Regions from separate parts of the Homo sapiens genome. Here region 2 is linked to region 1. A link is a loop called in an ENCODE intact Hi-C map of the cell type or tissue named here. Cell type or tissue: mammary epithelial cell. All regions are shown on one strand. Links, peaks and the distances in the headings refer to the core of each region. The heading gives the core; the rest is flanking DNA.

Region 1 (10,103 bases), core at 1,265-9,264:
TTGCTTGAACCTGGGAGGCAGAGGTTGAAGTGAGTCAAGATAGTGCTACTGTACTCCAGCCTGGGCGGCAAAGCAAGACTGTCTCAAAAAAAAAAAAAAAAGAAGTAAAGTGGTTCTGAGATTTTGGAGGAAGGATCATCTCAATTTGTAGCACAGAAGTGTGACAACTCAAACTAGTATTTTTGCAGCTGTAGAGATGAATAGAATCTCTTTTCTTCACATGAGTCTCCACATTGCCAGCTGGTGGTTAAACGTGGATTGTACCTAGTTTACTTTTTTCATTTCAAGGACTCTAATTCTTTCTGTTTCTTTCTGCTTCTGGTGTCTCTTTAATGCCTTCAAACAATTGTTTTTCAGTTATTTGTCCGAAGTCTGTAATTATTTCATCAGGAGGGTAGGCCTGATATTACCCTCATTTACCAGAAATAAAACCCCAATTTGTTTTTAGATATAATAATGATGTTGTGATTATTTTAAAAGAAGAATAACATTCCTTCATTTAACCAATATACACTTTATAGAGGAAGCATATACGACTGGGATTCACTTCAAAGTGTTACAAAAGTGGTAAGAGTTGATGAGTGAATCCATAGGAACAAATTAGCCATTGTTTGCTGATTCTCAGTTTGGGGTGATGAATATATAAGGATTGACTATTCTATTTTGCTATTTATGGATAGCACCAAAATTCTTCCTAAAAATTAAAATAGTTTAAAAGCCCTACCTATCATATGAAGCCCAGAGTAGTCAAGGGACGACTTATGAAAAGTAACTTGGAACAAATATAGAGCAGGAACACATATTCACTCACACATATACACACTCACATAAAGCAACAACATACATTTGTATGCAAAAATGTGTTTCTTCCCTTTTATGTATGTATAAATATTATTCCAATATTTTAAAACTTACATAAGTGCTTTATGTAACTCTTAGACATTTATAAATATTTGTATGATTGCATAAAATAGTTCTCATGAGGCTATAAAAGACAGGAAAAATACATGTAAATCTATATGCATTAGGTTGAGTAATTTTGGATGACAGAATTTTTTATATGAAAAAGTATTTATCAGAAAATCATATTGATTATTCTTTATTATTTTAAACAATTTGAAATAATTCTACTTTCAACACTTTAAACACTGTGGTGAAACCTACCTGTATTTTGGTGTTTCATTGTATTTTTTCCTTTTCAAGACTTGGACATTGACAAAAAGAATTAATTAAAAAGAATTAAAGCATGATAATGAATTAACAGATCAAGGATTGATAGGCTTTATTTATTAGCATTCTTTGATTGGAAACAGTAGAATAGTATTTCCCATAGAAGACATTTTGAAGAAGAATATGGTGTAACTTATAAGTTTGAAGGAAAATTAGCAAAGGGCTTAGGAAGTTCAGAAACGACATCAGGATCTAAAGAACAGGATCCAATGGACTGTCTCAGAGCAAGCTAGCATACCTAGGTTGGCAGTCTCACAAAGTCTTCATGAAATGAGGAGGAAACTGTTTCTAAAGAATTGAGATGCAGCAACTTGAAAAAATGAAATGGATGCAAATAAGAAAAGCTAATAGGTACCAACATCAGTATTTCAAGACAGCTGGAAAATATTGCTAAGATTCCAATTAAAAATAAAAGATAATACAGCAATTTTGATTTAAAAATACCAGCAGCATTTAAAGCAAAATATCCACTAGTATACTAATCAAACAGATAACTTTTTAATGTCAGTCAATAGAAATTGATGTTCTCTTCTGATGCAACTGTAGCAACTGTTTAAATTACTCAATATGGTAATATGAAGCTGGCAGTGTGTAGACTCATATGAAGAAACAAGATTCTATTCATCGCTACAACTGCAAGAAGACTAGTTTGAGTTGTCACACTTCTGAGCTACAAATTGAGATGATCCTTCCTCTAAAATCTCAGAACCATTTTTGTTTGATGTTCATTTATAGCATCCAAAACTAAAGATCAAAATCTTTATTTTATTTTTGGTCAGGTAATTTGGTCATGAAAGAAACAAACCTCATACATGTGTTAATTCATTCTTTAATTAAATATATCAGAAATCAACTTGAGCTAGCATATGGAAATATAATAGTCATTTACTATGAAGATCCAAAGTATTTTTCATTGTCCAAAAGTGAGGAGGTAGCAACGCTACAGAAAATAATGAGAACGAGAAATGGAAAGGTATGTGGAACATAAAAATATTTTGTTTCTATTTTATTTGTTTTTTACACTAGTAATCATTCTTCTTTCTTCCTCTGAATTATAAGTAAGGGCTGCATCATAGCACCTTTGGAAAAAGAATATGATTGGCACAGCTTGGGTAAGTCATTCTCTCTCCTGCACACAAGCACAAGTATCCAAAAGAATAGAGCCTCTTACTTCAAAACTAACTGTAACGTACCATGCCTAAGATAAGAAGTATTGATAAATGGATTATAATGAGCCTTAAAGACTTCGCCCCTCCCCCAGATTCATATGTTGAAATATTAGCCTGTAAGGTGGTGGTATTATAAGGACAGCCATTGGTTGGTGATTAGGTCATGAAGATGGAGTTCTCATGAATGAGATTAATTCCTTTATAATATAGACCCCAGAGAGCTGCCTTGCCCATTCCACCATGAGAAGAAACAGCAAGAAGTTACCACCTGTGAACCAGAAAACAGCTCCCTACCAGACACCAAATCTGCTGGTGCCTTGGTCTCCAACTTCCCAGCCTCCAGAACTGTGAGAAATCCATTTCTGTTGTTCATAAGCTATCCAGTATTTTGTTACACAGCCTAAATGAACTAAAAGACATTGCAAAAGTTATCTTGTTCAATGGAGTTGTGAAAACTTAAGTTAGCTTCTGTGTGCGTGTGTGTTTTTCATTTTTTAAAAACAGAAATTGTGTTTGAGTTTAGAAAGATGTAAAGAGAAAGAAAAACATTATAGAGAACTTTGTGATTTGGATTACAAGTTGAAAATGGTGAGGTAAGACATTGAGCTGGGGGGGTGTCCCCAAAATGACTCACTCACTATTAAGAACAGTATGGCCAGAGTGGCATTGTATCTAAGAATGATAAGGTTGACCATGAGGATGAGGCTCAGTGGCAGTCACCAGCAAACTTCAGGATGGTTCTGTAACAGCAACAATTACTGAAGTGGGACTCAGTAATCAATACTGAGCTAAAAGATCAGACCACAAGGTCACCAGCCATAGACTATAGCAGCGGAAATAACTGATTGTCTATGAATAAAGATAACTGCAACTCAGCGGACACTACCAGTGAACACACAAATACCAGATTAGCCACTTTTGAGAAGAGTCCAACACCAGGTAGAACCCCAGACAGCTCTCCCCCATGAAACACAATGAAGATCTTTCATTTACATCCAGATACCATCTTGGGGAAGGATGAGGGAGAAAATAGAAGCAGCCCTGATAGGAACTTGGCTTCAAATCTGACTGAATATTTATCAAAGAGATTCTATTTAGAACTGAAAGATACTATTAAAACTGGAAAATGCTGAGATATTGCTGATCAGCAACATGTTTTTTCCCCTTGCCCAGAGGAAGAGAGCCTGTGAAAAAGTTTAGATAAGTTACGTAAAATAATTAAGCTATAATTTTCCTGCACATTTAAGTCTATGTGCATTTTGTCAACCCAGTTACATTGTTAAAAGCCCAGCAACTTGGATCTAAACTATAAACACTAAACATAATTTAAAAGAGGAGGAATTAAATAATAGGAATGGGAAAAGATTATAAAAATGTCATAGCAAACATAAATAACTGTAATGGCAGACACAGGAGTGCCATGATAGAGACAGAGCTGAGTCACATCTTACACCGTCATTTCTAACTTAGTATGTGAGAAGAAGAACAAGTATAGTCAAATTTACTCCTAAAAATCTTTGAGATGGCACTATCTCTGTACCATCTCTCAAAAAGGATACCCAAGGCTGTCTTATAAAGCTGTGAGCACTCTAGCTTCTGGAATCCCCAACTCACATATTATCAAACACATTTTAAAGCACTCAATTTCCATAATTTTGTGAATATTTTTAAATGCAAGAATTTGCATTACTTTCATGTGAAATAATGTAGCTACAAGTAACTAATTAAATTTAAAATTTTCTTTGGGTTCCTGGATCCTACATATTCAGAAATTATTATAAACAGAGAAAAATGCATTATACATATTATTTTCAATTGTGAAAATTCTTTACAAATACTAATTTTACCACCAATCAAGAAAAGTGGATTTTGTGTTTTCGTAGACATTTCATTAGATATTGACTCATTTCAATTTTTCAATTTTCTGGATTTGGGGGTTAATATATTTTGTTTCAAATGTTTTCAAAGAGGGCTTTGAAGAAATTCAAAGTCTGATGGCAGCTTGCTTACAAAATAAAGTGTCATTGAGTCCAGTGCAGCACGAGGAACCAAAACAATACAATACCCATGTATATATGGTTAACTGCAAGCCAAAAATATTTAATGAGAAATTCCAGAAATAAACAAATTGTAAGTTTTAAATTTTGCACCATTCTGAGCAGTGTGATGAAATCTAATGCCATCCTGCTCCCTCCTACCTGTATGTGAGTCATCCCCACGGTATAAAGTGATTCATCCTATAGACACCAGCGCTTATGAGTCACTTGGTAGCCACCTCACTTCTCAGATCAACTGTCAAGCTAACTTCGTGCTTTTATCACAGTGTTTGTGTTCAAGGTCAATAGTGGTGTAACACTAAGTCACAATGTCCACATCATTCAGCTCACTTCATCTAATCAAGTAGGCATTTTATTATCTTACATTATCACATGAAGGGTGAGTACAGTAAAAAATATATTTTGAGGGAGAGAGAGAGACCACATTTGCATAGCTTTTATTACAGTATGTTGTTATAATTGTTTTATCATTAGTTATTATTGTTAATCTCTTTCTGTGCCTAATTTATAAATTATGCTTTATAATAGGTATGTATTTGGCCAGGTGTGGTGACTTATGCCTGTAATCCCAGCACTTTGGGAAGCCGAGGTGGGTGGATCACCTGAGGTCAGGAGTTCAAGACCAGCCTGGCCAACATCTCTACTTAGCCCCATTTCTACTAAAAATACTAAAATTAGCTGGGCGTGATGGTGAGTGACATCAGGGTGGAAATCAGAGTGCCAGGTAGCGTGGAAATGAAATTAGAAAGCACCCAGCTGGTGTCCACTGCAGAACTGCTTGCTTCTTCCTGGTGGAAAGAATTACCACACATTTGGCCACAGAAGGCTGTGTTCATTGTTGCGTGTTGACAGCAGAATCATTTGATTTGATCTTTCTTTTGATTTTTCTTCACAGAATCATATAGCTAGTAAATTTTAGAACAGGTACCCAAACTCATCATTTATATCCCTGTACAATTATTTTGAAAATATTTCATTCATATAAATACTGGTTGACCCATTTATTTTCAGTAGTTCATACTGATGGCCCTGTAGTTTTATGGAAGCTGTTGGTACAATTTGTGGTATACGAGATATCCTGAGTAACTAATACATATTGTGCTTTATGCACATTTCGAAGGACTAATAACATATTTTAATTCAATTTCCCTTCATCTTGGAGCGCTATGGGTTTTAGACCTGCCTATCTGGTAGGCTGATAAGTTAGGCTCTGACTTACTCCATGCTACTCCATATTAGTTGATTAGAACTCAAAGTCCAGTCATAACATTAGTCCTAGGAGAAATTGTGATCTGCTCCACATTCATGACTACAGAGCATATCACAGTGAAAAAGAGAGAATGTATATATAGCTATGGCCTATGGCATCTGGAACTATAGATTCACTTAATTAGGACCAAAATTACACTTTGGTTAAATTATCTAAGGATATTTAGTAAGTACATGTTGTGTAGATTGAAGTGTGGCAGTAAAATAAAAATAATAGAACCCAGCTGTCCAAGATGAAGGCTCAGTTTCTCCATTATTCTCAGAATGCCCATTGCCTCAATTTGTGTGGGGTTAATTATTACAATATCTGTCTCATATATCAAGTTATTGCCAAATCCTGAGATAATCCATTACACAGGAAGCATTTTTTAAAATCTGTTTTTCATCTTAATTTTTAAGTGCGGATCATGAATTCACCTTAACTTTACAATTTTGCTAATCAAATGCCATCTCAATATCTGGTTAGTTACAAATATGCCAGCTAATTCAACTGAGATACCTGTATTATGTCGTTCAACAGAGTCCTTTCCTTCAAAAGACTGCCAAAGAAAACAGTGTTTAAAAACTCAGTGCTTGCTAATTCTCTTCAGAGAACTTCATTGTATTTTACGTAAATGTCTTTGCAGGAGGATAAACATATTTTCTTCCAGTGCTTCATGATCTAAATTGTGATTCACTGAAGTATTGTAGCATGTATAATTTTTTTAGAAAACACAACCCTCCTTGACACTTACCCCAATAGGTATGCATTTAAGTTCCAAGGAACTTATCACATTTATTCTTTTTAACTGTCATTTGATTTTGGTATGGTAGACATCTGCTACACAGCTCTTTTAACTTTCCATCAAGGCAAATTACTGGAAACATGGGTTACTATGGCAATAAGGAGTAGCCCTTATTGTTTTTTCATGTCAGTCATCTCAGCAGTGTTAGTCTGGTAGAGAGTGCTAACCAGTAGGGGAGTTAAGTCTAGCATACCTTTGCAAAGCTTTAGATTGTGAATACTGGGATGAAACCACTCAGATGGAAAGGCTTGTTTCCATGGCAACAGGAGCAGTTCCCATTGTTTCAATTTGTCACTCATCACAGCAATGTTTGCCTTGGGAGACTGCACTAAGCATTTCTAGCTACATTTTGTTGTGGATTCAAGAGATTGGATGGCAATGCTGCTATGGTTACCAGGGTTTTTGTCTCAGGTGAGATCCTAGAACAAAGTAATCTCTCTCATTCCAGTAGAAATTTTAAATAACTAGCAGTGGAATACAAAGAAAAGAAGTTGTGATAACTCCCTTCTGGGACAAGGGCAACAAAGTCTGACTTTTTTTTATTGTTATAGTTTTTGCTTGTGATCGGGGGGTGGTTTGAAATGAGAGGTGAGAAGAGTTAGGGCTGACTAAAACAAGAAATAAGGAGAACATAAAGTTATCATTCACTATTTATTGTAAAAGTGCAAGAAAAGAGAATGCCTTAAAGATAAATGTATAGTAAATATTCATATATTCAAGGTATTTCTTTTATCAATCTATATATTATTTAATTTAAATGATTTCTCCAACCCTTATTGCTACGGTCTGAATATGTCCCCATAAAATTCATAAATTGAAACATGATCACTGATATAAAGTATTAAGAGGTGGGGCTTTTAGGATGTCATAAGGGCAGAGTCCTCATAAATGAGATTAATAATCATATAAAAGAGGCTTGAGGGAGCTATTCGTGCCTTTAACCTTTCTTCCCTTTCATCATGTGAGGACACAGCATCAAGGTGCCATCTTGAAAGCAGAGAGTGGTCTTCACTGAACACTAAATCTGCCGGTGTCTTGATCTTGGAATTCTCAGCCTGCAGAACTATAAGAAACAAATTGTTTGTTGTTTATAAGTTACCCAGTCAATGGTATTTTGTTACATCAGTAGGAATGAACTAAGACACTTATAAAAATAATTCATTCTGTCAGCCAGATCATGACCCTCTCCCTAGTGTTGATCACTCAGGGCTATGAAAGGATATACGTACAGAAAGCAGAAAACTTTCTAGGTAATAAAATTGTACATTTTATATACTTTTAATTTCCACTTTTCATTGGTCTCAAGATAGATACAAATTATGAAACAACCATTGAGAATTATACAAGAGGCCACAACCAATATTTTCACCTTTTCTGCAATTACATGGTTACTATTACAACTCCAAAGTATTGGGCCGTTGCGAACTAGACAAACATTAGCACAAATTTATTTTATAGAAAATTATTAAAAACCCAAGAAAATTATAATCCAAACATTCAAACATAAACACTATTTTTATTTTGATTTTATGATTTCATCTTAGAATATTATATCAAGCACTACAATGTGATAAGTATTGAACCACATGCATCACTTGTGTTATTTAACTTAAATTTTACTAAAAATTTTTGAGAAAGTTATTATTATCCCTACAACTAGTTGTTTGGAACTACAACTAGTTGTCAAAATTATTTGAAATTAGACACTGAGTTTTACTACTAAATTCTATAATAAACCATTCTCATTTTTTAAATCTCCCTAAATCAGAATCACATTATCTTACTACTTTATTATTTTCTGTGCCTGATTGAGTTGTGAATTATCAAGAAGTTTGTTAATGACTAGACTTCCTTTTTAAATGACTATAGATGGTAATCATTTTCCACTTCATTTGTGCACTTTGACAAATATTTCATGTTTACATGGTTACAATGCATTATTTCAGTCTTAGCAAAATTTAATAAGCAACTAATTATTCTGTGTATATCTCAATAACAGGTTACGAATATATAGGATATATATTGTTTTCTCAGGTTATTCTTTGGAGAATATAGCATAAGATACTTAAGCTATATTTAATCTTTTTTGCCTAGAAATGGAATAGACGCAGCCAGGGTTGATGGGGCACAAAATGCCAAGGAGACATCTAGAGAAGAAACTGGTTCTGCCCACATGGCAGAGACAGATTTTTCAACCCACCAGTACGTCAAGTCTGCTCTAACTCTCTACAGGCCGGTGCAGCAGTGTGTGTTCTCTATAAGTTGTATCTCTTAATTCCAACACTGAGATTAAGCAGAATGGACCTGCAAGAAAATCATATTTTGCTCTTTTTTCTTATCCTGGATTTTGTTCACATTGCAGTAAAAAATGTTTTTTAAATGCTATTTTCCCCTTAAACTTTATTCCCAACATAAGTATGTTCAGATTTAAAAAAAAAAAAAACATAGCTTGAAATACAAGGCCGTTTTGCAAGATGCACTCAAGGAATGTACAAGACAGGAGGCATGATAACAGTAGGTGCTGGGAAAACAAGTTCATCCTGAATAGGTAGCCTTTTAGTTAAAGAAACTAAGTACACGTATATATGTGCCTCTGTGTGTGTGTGTAATATATACACAGCCAATGCCAAGGTTACAGAATTTAATCAGAAGGATATTTGAGATTGTATCAGTACTTTTTGTGTATGTAGCATTCTGCAGCTATTTTTTGAATGATTAAATGAATGAGCACTGTGGGAAAAAAGATGAATATCACTTGGCTACCTTAGGAAGGTTGTTATAACTCTTAAATCAGAGTTTAGAATGTTCATTATTAATTTTCGTTATTTTATTTCTTATTTGGTTAATATTTCTAGTTACTTTTACATTTCATAATTTAAAGGAAATTATTTTGTTATGAACAAGTAGCACTCATAATGTATGTTATGCATTGTATAAATACATTCTTGAGGTTTGGCAAATCGTTTAATCTTTGCCTCCAAACAGGTGCTGACTTCTTGCAACATTCATAGGTTTATTTAATTCAATAAATATTTATGGAGGTCCTCTTTGTGTACTATGCTGGTTATCAATGGGCTAGGGGGAAAGATGAACTGGTGGGTCAAGCTGACCATATACACACTCTGTGAAGGTTTATCTGGTGTACTGGGATTAAAAGTTAGCATTTTTAATTATCTTAGTTGAAGAATATATTAAGATGATCAATTAAAAGTAAATACCTGCTTTTAAAAATTAATCTAACTCATAACTTCAAAAAATAAACTCAAGTGTCATTGGATCACACACAAACATTTACTGAGTTATGACGGTTAATTTTTTCTTCTTCTTTTTTTAAGTGAGATGAGGGTCTCATATGTTGCCCAGGCTGGACTCAAACTTCTGGGCTCAAGAAATCCTGTGCCTCAGCCTCCCTGACTAGCTGGGGCTATAGGCACATGACACCACACCTGGCTATGATGGTTAACTTTGTGTGTATATTTGGCTAGGCTAAGAGATGCCCAGAGAGTTGTGAAAATGTTACTGGGTGTGTCTGTGAGTGAGTTTCCAGAAGAAATTTACATTTTAATCAGTAGACTGAGTAAAGAAGATGGCTC
Region 2 (10,103 bases), core at 617-8,616, 56 kb before region 1:
CACTGGGGAGTTGTCAGCCCCCAGAACTTTTGGTTAGGAGCCTAGGTAGACCGACACCCAACACCTTCCATTTCAGCTTCATGATACCCTCAACAGAGTACCCAGTTGAGCCTATCTGAATTTATGGCCTACAGAACTGTGGAATAATGAAATAGTTGTTGAGTTAAGACACTAAGCTCACAGTAATTTGTTATGCAGCCATTGAAAGCTAATGCACAAATAGTATTTCATTTCCCTTTAGGCTCGAGGCAACACGATAAGCAGAGGTTTTCCTATTTCTGTAATTAAGAAAGCAGAGGCTTAGAAATACTAAATATCTTGATTAAGGTTCCAAAGTTAATAAGTCAGAAGGTTGGGGTCCGCAGAATTTAGATCTGTTTGTCACCAAAGACCACGGCCTTACCAACTATTCAATTCTGCCTTCAGAGGCAAGTGGTCAGAAGTCAAGAGCAGCTTGTTCTTATTTATTAGTTTATTTGGTGGTGTTTCATAATGGTTTTGAACAATTGACTCATTCACAGTAAATTTAGATAAATTTAGTTAGAAAAAAATAATTGGTAAATTTATATAGGCCTAAGAATAAATGACTTCTGTTAGGATTTTTGGTAGTAAATGCTACCTAAAAGTGATCTGGATGATATGGTTATAAGATAAACTTTACCACCCAGTTGGAATGAGTATAAACAGAACATTATAGTCCATTTTTTTTAAAAAAAGAATTCATTTCACTTAGGACAAGATAAGAAGAGCATCGATGCTGCAGTATACTTCATGGGGATAAGTTCTTCCTTTCATTCTTCCCTTACCGCTTTCAAATCTAACACTAGATTAACTTTTTTGAAAGCAACATACCCATTCAGTACAAAGTCAACATTAAAGATTCCCCTACAAAGACACTTTAAGAAGAGGAGTATTTGCCCTAGCATTATATAATGTTGGAAGATCTCTTTTTTTCCCCATGTTCTTATTTAAATCAGCAGTGATGCATAGCAAGTTGCATGAGGCCTTTTGTATAAATACAATTGCACTTAATTCAGTGAGAGAAACTGGAAAGTGAACAGATTAAGCAGCACACATTTTTATTTCACGTATAAAGCCTTGAAAAAAGGAAAGGTTACCAAAAGAGGTTAAAAAAATGGAGACAAATAAATAAAATATGTTCACGACAGGATAACAATCTGGGACCAGCTGCTGCTAAACAAACATTTATTATTACCATCCATCTGAGATTTAATAGAAAATAGAATTTCCAGAAAGACGCTGAACCAGAAATGCATATCTGATCATCAAATATGCAAAGCTCCCGGCTCCTAAGGATAATTGTTTTCCAGCAAAAGGCTTGAGCTTGTTTAAGGGACATATAAATAACTCAAAGCTTGTGTGGGGATAAAGGGAACAGAGCTCAAATCTGTACATAAGCAGACCAATGAATAAATTCTATATTATTTTGGCAGCAAAACCTGCCAGTAACTTCAGGTCTCCCTGGTTTGTCCTAAGTCTGAAGCTTTGGAGGTATTTTCCTGGTGAGCTGTATGGTTTTGAGATCTGACCCTTTCTAAGTATCTATACCAAACCTCCTTGATCTGAGTCACCTTTGTCTCCCACCTGGATTACTACAGTAGCCTGCAAGCTGCTTTCCTGCTTCCATCTTTGCCTCTCTATGATCTGACTGCAATATACCAGCCAGGGCAATCTGCTTAAAATCTAAATCAAATTTGGGCCATCCCTCCTCTAAAAACCCTCCATTGGATTCCCATTTCACCCAGAGTCAATGTCTAAGTCTGTAAGCACCACATGATCTGTCCAATCCCACAGCCTTTGCCTCCCTGACTTTAGTCTACTCTTCTCCAGCCTCTGAGGTCTGGCTCCCCAAACAAGTCAGGCAAGCTTACACATTAGGTTTTTTCACTTGCTGTTCCCAGGGCCTACAAACTTATCCTCCATACCTGCATGAGACTTTATTCAAAAGTTCGAATTTCTTAAAGCAACCTGCCATCACCCTTACATTGAAAAATGCCTTCTACCATCCCACCATACCTGATCTCCTTCTCCTGCTCTATTTCTCTGTTTTCCCGTACTATTCATCACCTTCTACCTACCACAGACTTCACTTAGGATGCTTATTGTTGATTGTCTGCTTTCTTTCACTAGAATTTAAGGTCCATAAGCAGAGGGTCTTTGCTGGTGTCTGGAAGAGTGCTGTCCAATAGAAATACAATGAGAGGCACATAAGTGATTTAAAGTTTTCTAGAAGTTTCATTAAAACAGTAAATGGCAAAAGGTAAAACTAATGTAAAAATATATTTATTATATGTAATAAGGTATTATAAATCTCAAAAATATTATCACTTCTATATGTGGCACTGGCCACACTTCAAGTACCAAATAGCTACATGTGGCTAATTGTTCTGGTATTGGTTAAACCAGCTCTGAAACAATCCTGACACATAGTAACTTCTGAATATGTTGGCCCAATTTGCTGACATTTAATTTGCTGACAAATGAATAAATGAGATTCCCGGAGTGTCGTTCTGAGGTAAGCTGTCCGGTGGAAATTAATCACCTGTTCTGTCCTCCTCTTGGCCCAAATTCTCAGTCTAACACACTCGGCAGTCTCTCTGTCTCTCTGTACCTCATCACTTGTCATATTTTGCTTAGTAAGTCACTGAAAGATGTTTCCCTTCTAAATCCCAAGTGTGAATAAATTGTCTACATTTTTAAAAGACCTGCAATTCATTCTTTCTTGGGGACTGCAGCCCTTCTGTGAATATGATAAAAGGAATAGACCCAACTCAAAGATAGATACACACACACACACACACACACACACACACACACACACACACATTTTACACATAATTTCAAGGGCTTCATGGAGCACTGATTACGAATCTTCATGATAGATTGAGATAGCAGGTAAGGTTTTTGGACTGTTACAGTTAAAATGACCCTTGAAGTTCAAATTCTTCTAACTTTCCAGGGCCTATAGCCCAAATAATTACAAACTGGTGGAACTCACGGCAACCTTTTGTAATCAATCTTTTCTATTCCTACTTTCCACCTTGCTACCTGGGATTATGTAAGCCCATATGAATTTCCTTCATTGTTTCCTAATTCTTCCTATTCTCTTAAACTTGACTTTGACTCCATTCTTCACTTTGCACATCCCTGCTTCTGTCTTTCAGATAATGGAACAATCTTTATAAATATGCATTCAAGAGTGTTTGCTCACTTCACAATAAATGGCTTTTCAAAATATATATAAAGTGGGACAGGTGGCTGTTCATCACAATTCGTCACTTCTTGTAACAATGAGCTCTGTATTTTCTGCTTAATCTTTCTAACAATGTATAAATTGGATTTGCATTTAACAAGAATACATATAGTGCCTGAGATCTGCTGATGACTGGCTATCTATTTAATAGATGTGGTACCTTAATGGGTACGTTATAATTGGCTCATAACCAATCAGAATCAGTGAGGTACCATGGAACATTTGCTAGGACATCTGGGAAAAAAATCACATTTTCCTGAAGGATTTAAAGCTGAGACAAAATAAATTTTGGAAGTACTAAAGTCATGCAAACACCACAAAAAAGGTGAAATTGAGAAACTGGGACCTGTAGTGGCATCACTTGAGACTTTTTCCTAAACTGAATGTGAGGCTATTCCTATCCCACTAGTATACCAGTTACATGAGAAAATTAATTCCATTATGACAATCCAGTTTTCATTCAGCTCTTTTGTTTCTAACAACCGAAGGGAAAATGACTAATACAGAACCCAAAATTCACTTCCAATCACGGGCCTTGGCTTCCAAAACCTCATGACTTCTTTCAAAAATGAAGCAATGGTATAAATTCTGTGACCATTTTGGGAAGATGTTACTACTTTTACTTTTTCTTCTTTCTTTTAACACAACGTACATGATTTTCTATGTGTGGAAAACTGTAGATCTATGGTTTTTCATTTGGTACGTTTCTAGATCTCTTTAACAGACAATGCAAATTCATTTGCTATTCTACCAGAGTAGTTATTACCGAAAAAGATACATCCTCTTCCAATTACTGTAGCTTCCATCCTTACCCTCATACAGACTATTCTCACCATAGCAGCCAGAGTAATTTTGTTTTGGAAAAATGACAGCAAAATGATATACCACTTCACACCCAATTGGATGACTATAATAAAAAAAAGAGAGACAATAATAGGTGCTGGCAAAGATGTGAAGAAACTGATAGTAGGGAAGTAAAATGATGCAGCCACTGTAGAAAGTGATTTGGTGATTCTTCAAAGAGTTAAGTATAGAATTAACGTATGACCCAGCAATTTCACTCTTAGGTGTACACACAAAATAATTGAAAACTGGTACTGAAACAACTACTGGTGCACAAATAGTACACATGAATATAATAGTACTATTGTGAACCTCAGTATTACTCACAATAGCTTAAAGGTGAAAACAGCTGATAAGTGGGTCAATGATGGCTGGATAAAAAATGTGGTGGATACATACCATGGAATGTTATTCACCATAACAGGAATGAAGCACTAATATGTAATACATGCCACAGTGTGAATGAACTTTGAAAACATTATGCCTAGTGAAAGAAGTCAGATTCAAAAGATGACATGCAGTGTGATTCTATGTATATTAATTAACAGAACAAATAAATCTACATAGACAAAAAGCAGATCTGTGTTTTCCAGGACCTGTGGGAGGGGAGATAGGAATGACTGCCTAATTGGTACAGAGTATTTTTGAGAAGTGATGAAAATAATTTTGAACTTGATACAAGTGATCATTGTACAACCTTGTGAATGTACTAAAGGCCACTGAATTGTTCACTTTTTAAAATGGTTAATTTTATATTATGTGGATTGCACCTTTTTTTCAAAAAGTGGGAAAAAATGGCAATTTAATTTGCTCATCTTGTCCAATCCTCCAATGTCTTCCCATTTCACTGAGGGTAAAGGACAAGGTCCTTATCATGCCCCACACAATCTGTCTCTATGTTACTTCTCTGGGGCCCTTGTGTTCTACTCTCCCCTTTTCTTTTTTCACACTGGTTTCTTAGTTGTTCCCTGGAAACTCAGGTCTGCTCTCTCCTACTCCCCCAGGGCCTGTGAACTGCTGTTTCCTCTTTCTGGAATGCTGTTCCTCCAGATGTTTGCATAACCCACTCATTCCCTTCCTTTGAGACTCTGCTCAGCTGTCACTTTTAAAGTGAGGCTTTCTCTGACCAAAATATTTAGGGTACATACCATTTTCCACGGCATTGCCTACTCATTGCTGCCTTTATTTTCCTGGACAACATTTCACCATCCAACACCCTATTTTTTTTATGTATTTAATTTATTTCCCTTTCCAGAATGGACACTCCTTGAGGACAGGGGTCTCTGTTCTGTTTCTGGTTGTCTCGCCAGTGCCTACACTGTTGTAGACACGCCAGTCATCCTACAAATGCTTACTGACCTCCTTCTACCTCTATGTTTTATTGATCAGAAGCACTATAGGGAGACTCTGATTCAAAACTGAGTTATGCGGGAAAGAAGGCAAAAGTGTTACTTGTGTGATTCCAACTCAGGCTAGGTGGTTGTGGAGATGGCAGCGGGGACAACCACTTCTTGGTAAGGGCTCACGCTTAGGCTACCTTGGGGGCCCAGTACTGAAATGGGTTTTGAGACTCATTCCTAGAAGCTCAAAATAGTTTGTTTTTGCAGCCTTCCCAATGATTCCATAAGTTATGTAAGCCCCTTAATGAATCCCTTGGCGCTTAAGACTAAATTCCATTGTCTTCAAATGAGACACTCGAATGATATATGATACAGGTAGAATAACATTATGAAGTTATTCTGTATTAAATTAATAAGCTCCCCTATTTCTCAACCAGAAAAACAACTAATATCTCATGAGTGCTTGCTTCTTAAAAAAATTACTTGATGCAGGGCATTTCTGCTCTAAGCACCCCTATGTTTTAAATGTATTACTTTAAAAATAAAGTCTGCTAAATTACCCCGAAAGTGAGTAATTTACTTGCTTGTGTTGGAGTATAGAAGAGTTATCCATGAGCAGTGCTATTTACTTATTCTAAATATTCTTTCTCTATATTTCTATACCAGTCAAGTATCGTTGCCTAACCTACAACCAGGGAATTTAAGTGGTGACGATGGATGATGATTCTTCACATCTGTGGGTCTGCTGGATGATGAGTGGCTGATCTAAGGAGAGATCCTCTGAGTGACTTTACAACATCTTGCACGTCTGGCTGAGCTTGACTCCTTACTCAAGTGTATTCCAAGCAAAGAGGCAACTATTTTTCTGGGAAAGATCTTTGCATTTAATTGCAGAGGAACCAGTGGTCATGTGCAAACCCCCTTAAGTCCTAGATTTGGCCACTGTCACTTTACCACATTCCACTGGCCAAAGTGAGTCTCACGGTGTAGCTAAAGGTCAAGAGGTAGAAAGTATACTCTTCTTGATTTTAGAAGAATTGCAGAGTTTCATGGCAATAAACAAGGATTCAGGACAGGCTAAAAAATTAGGCCCAATAACTCAATCTACTACCCCCATCTCTAGTTTGTTTAATAGGAGATTCGAAGCAATAAAAAAAAAATCAGACCCTAATTTTATCATTAGTTTTAATATTAATTCTAAATAATTGAGAGGATGAGTTTTATAGCTTTTGTTTTTAAATAAATTAATGATTATAATACACATTTAATTTGTATAAGCCCTTTACATGCCTAATATAAGGGAATGGATAGAAACTCCTGAACACCCGCCAGGAGTCCATTTCCCTTTTCCTTAATGAATGAATACCTCTCCCTGGCATGCAGGTCTAGTCAAATTTTAAGTCTTTCACTTTCAGGAAGGCACAGAAGATGACCATAAATTTATAAAATGTGACATTTTAATCAAGCCCCAAGCTGTTGGCTAATTACATTCCACTGCACTTAAAGGAAAAACGGGAGATGTCATGTTGGTGTAGAGATGAGCATAAAATTGTCCTTAGTACTTCACTGATCATTATGAATACCTTGGTATCAAATTACTCAGAAAAGAGAAAGTAGTAAATCCTCTAAAAGTCATATTTCCAATTTTCTTTTCAATTTCATTTTAGATTAAATTTGGACACAGGTTTATTCAAAAGCTGACATTTTCTTTCCCCACATCTTTCCTGTATAAAAATATGTATAATGGATCTACTGGTAGCATTAGAGACCATTAAGCTACGGAAGCATGAAATCAACTAGAAATTATTATTTTAATTCTATGCACTTGTGCATAACAGGATGATTTCTGTGCCAAATAAACCTTCATCAGGGCTCTACCTAGTATTCTACATACTAATGGGGCTTGAAGTTTAGAATACAGATGTGTGGGGATGCAGCCACAGAAATGCACTCAAAGTCAAAAGATTAGTTGTCTGTCCCCAGGGAATTGTCAGCTGGTGAACTAAAAACTGAAACAAAACATATGCCATTTGTCCACTGTTATTTGGCTTTTCTCCTTGGCAGTGTAACTGAGCTAATCTGACCCGGTTTTCTAAGCATATAATATGTGAAATACTCAAGAGGCACTCCTATTCTATCAAGAGATAATTTCTCTCACACAGACACACACACACAAATAACTAGTGATATATTCTATGTCCACAAAAAAGATAACTGATTAAAGGGACTACTTCCATTATTTCAGCTTAAGGAAGTGATAACTGAGTTTTTAAATCACTCCCTTCTACATTTTTTGCAGGAAGTAATCTCACTCTCCAATGAGCTATTTGCTGAAATGGATAACAATTTACAGTGAGAGGATGGTAAAGAGTAGCAAAGTTATTATCTATTTTGTTACTTTTGCGCCTGGGGAAAGAGGAGGGTAAGTGTGGATAACAAGGAAAATGGATAGGGAAGGAAAATCATTGTGGCACTTGCTACAAAACACCTATTAAAAGCAGGACATGTTTATCTTTGGTTTCATTTCACATTTGAAAATCAAAAACATTACAGAACTAGAAGGAGCTTCAGAAGATATCACCTCCATTCTTTAATTCTAAGGCAAAACTTCAAGGAAACAAGCAGTGGAGTGATTGAAACTCGAACTGCAATTGTGCCATTTTTTTCTCCTACAACATGTAAAGTATTTGTTTCAAGAAAAAGTAGCATTCTGTGTCATTTACATATGGAAAGATTCAGAAAATCTGCATTTCTGACATCCCTCATTCTATATCTAAAATCTGGTAATGACGAAGACGGATTAAGAATATAAGATTATGAGATAATTGTTATTTACTGTTTCCTTTTTCTTCTTCCTTTTCCTTTTTTTTTTTTTTTTTTTTTTTTTTGCTGAGGTAGGGACTCCACTTAACTCCTCCTTGTTAGGGCTATAAGGAAGGAAGGAAGGAAGGAAGAAAGGAATCTGTTTTCAAATATTGCAATCAATAATTATGATCATGAAAAATTATTGTCATTTCTTTTACCAAGATGTAACTTTTAGGATAGACAATATATGTTAAAAAAAAAAAAAAGAAAAAAAAACAAACAAGAATATGTGCTTTTTCCGGTTCAAGGTCCTTAAAATTTATATGAATTTTTGCCAAGGTATCTACCTCGCAAATTTTTTTCTGAATGAATTTATTTAGAGAAATAAAAGATTGTGGGCCGGGCTCAGTGGCTCACGTCTATAATCCCAGCACTTTGGGAGGGTGAGGTGGGAGCATCACATGGTCAAGAGATTAAGACCATCCTGGCCAACATGGTGAAATCCCGTATCTACTAAAAATACAAAAATTAGCTGGGCGTGGTAGTGCGCACCTGCAGTCTCAGCTACTTGGGAGACTGAGGCAGGAGAATCGCTTTAACCCAGGAGGCAGTGGTTGCAGTGAGCCGAGATCACTCCACTGCACTCCAGTCTGGCAACAGAGTGAGACTCAGTCTCAAAAAAAAAAAAAAAAAAAAAAAAAAAAAAGAAACGAAAAAAAAAAAAAAAAGATTGTGGTGGTATAATATTAGGTTCTCTAGAAAGAATGTTCCCTGAGCTTCTGCCTCATTTTTCAGCATTTCAAGTACCAATCCTCAGCAGAAGCACTAAGTTGAAATTATAATCCTATAAATTTTGTCAAATAACAACAAAGGGATATATGATCACCCTGTTAATGATAATATGCTCCACTGAGTTATCATCTGAATTGAAGTGAGTCAGGTGGGATGTGTTTCACTGAATCATAATGGTGTTTCTAAAAAATAACTTTTCCGAAGTTATAATACACAAGAACATGAAAGTAAACTTCCTGAGCTACAATTCAGGAATTAAATCACATAGTTACAGAATATCATTAGAAATCTTACAGCAAAAATAGGTTTTATTAATATCCTTGAATTCACTGATTAAACCTATTTCTTTTTTTCTGCAATTTATGTAAATTTTGTAGGTTTGTTCATTTTAAGATGAACTGTATCAAGCTGGGATTTTCAAACTTCTTTCAGTTTCATATTTCTGCCCAATTGTTGTTTTTAATGTGCTTATATTTTTCCAACCACTCAAACTTATTTATAATGCCATTCGTTATGTGTTAGAAGCTATCTAAATCATGCTTAGGATTTTTGTATGCCTGTCTAAAATGGAAAATGCATTCAGAGACACAGGAGAGATTTATTTATTTATTTATCTTACCAAGCTAAGAAAACCCAACAACCAATACTTTCTGATTCATCCTGGAAACTCAATTTGTCAGATATCAGGGTAGTTTTCTATTTCCATCTGCAAATAAATAATAGGAATCGCAGTCACTCCTTGCTGTAATGACTGCATCATCGACTTCATCAGTTATTTAAAAAGCTAGGGAGAAAACCAGCGACAGCTGTAAAAGGGCCTGGAATTGTTTGGAGGAGACCTTACATGCTATAGTTTCAGGATAAAAGTGGAATTATAAATGAACTTGGGAAACTTTGCAAGGTACTAACTGTAAGTCCCATGCTGTGCAGTCTGCCTGTGCAAAGGAAAATCCCCTTTGAAGAGATTAGCGGAGGTGGTTTGTATGTGATCACAGCAGCTGAGATGATGTGTGACTTTTGCCTAGCTTAAAGTGGATTAGCAAGACTTA

Evidence for each region. Hi-C counts contacts between places; a loop is a spot of excess contacts. Peaks named below come from ENCODE experiments on the same cell type or tissue, not always from the same donor. Only the 100,000 strongest peaks of a DNase experiment are listed, where the experiment ranks them.
Region 2: it touches region 1 in a loop (6-fold over the local background); 2 of 110 quality-filtered maps call a loop at or near these places.

Annotation. Positions count from the first base shown.
Region 1 is chr3:74,783,858-74,793,960 of GRCh38, reverse strand. No RefSeq gene overlaps it. Among named protein-coding and RNA genes, the nearest start is that of CNTN3, 170 kb to the right of the region's middle. In mammary epithelial cell, for the core only: no CTCF peak of the experiment used is centred there; a DNase peak (open chromatin) is centred at 4,660; H3K27ac peaks cover 391 bases.
Region 2 is chr3:74,839,682-74,849,784 of GRCh38, reverse strand. All of the region lies in intron 1 of LOC105377167 (a long non-coding RNA gene), which reads right to left. Among named protein-coding and RNA genes, the nearest start is that of CNTN3, 230 kb to the right of the region's middle. In mammary epithelial cell, for the core only: no CTCF peak of the experiment used is centred there; DNase peaks (open chromatin) are centred at 4,484 and 5,144; H3K27ac peaks cover 660 bases.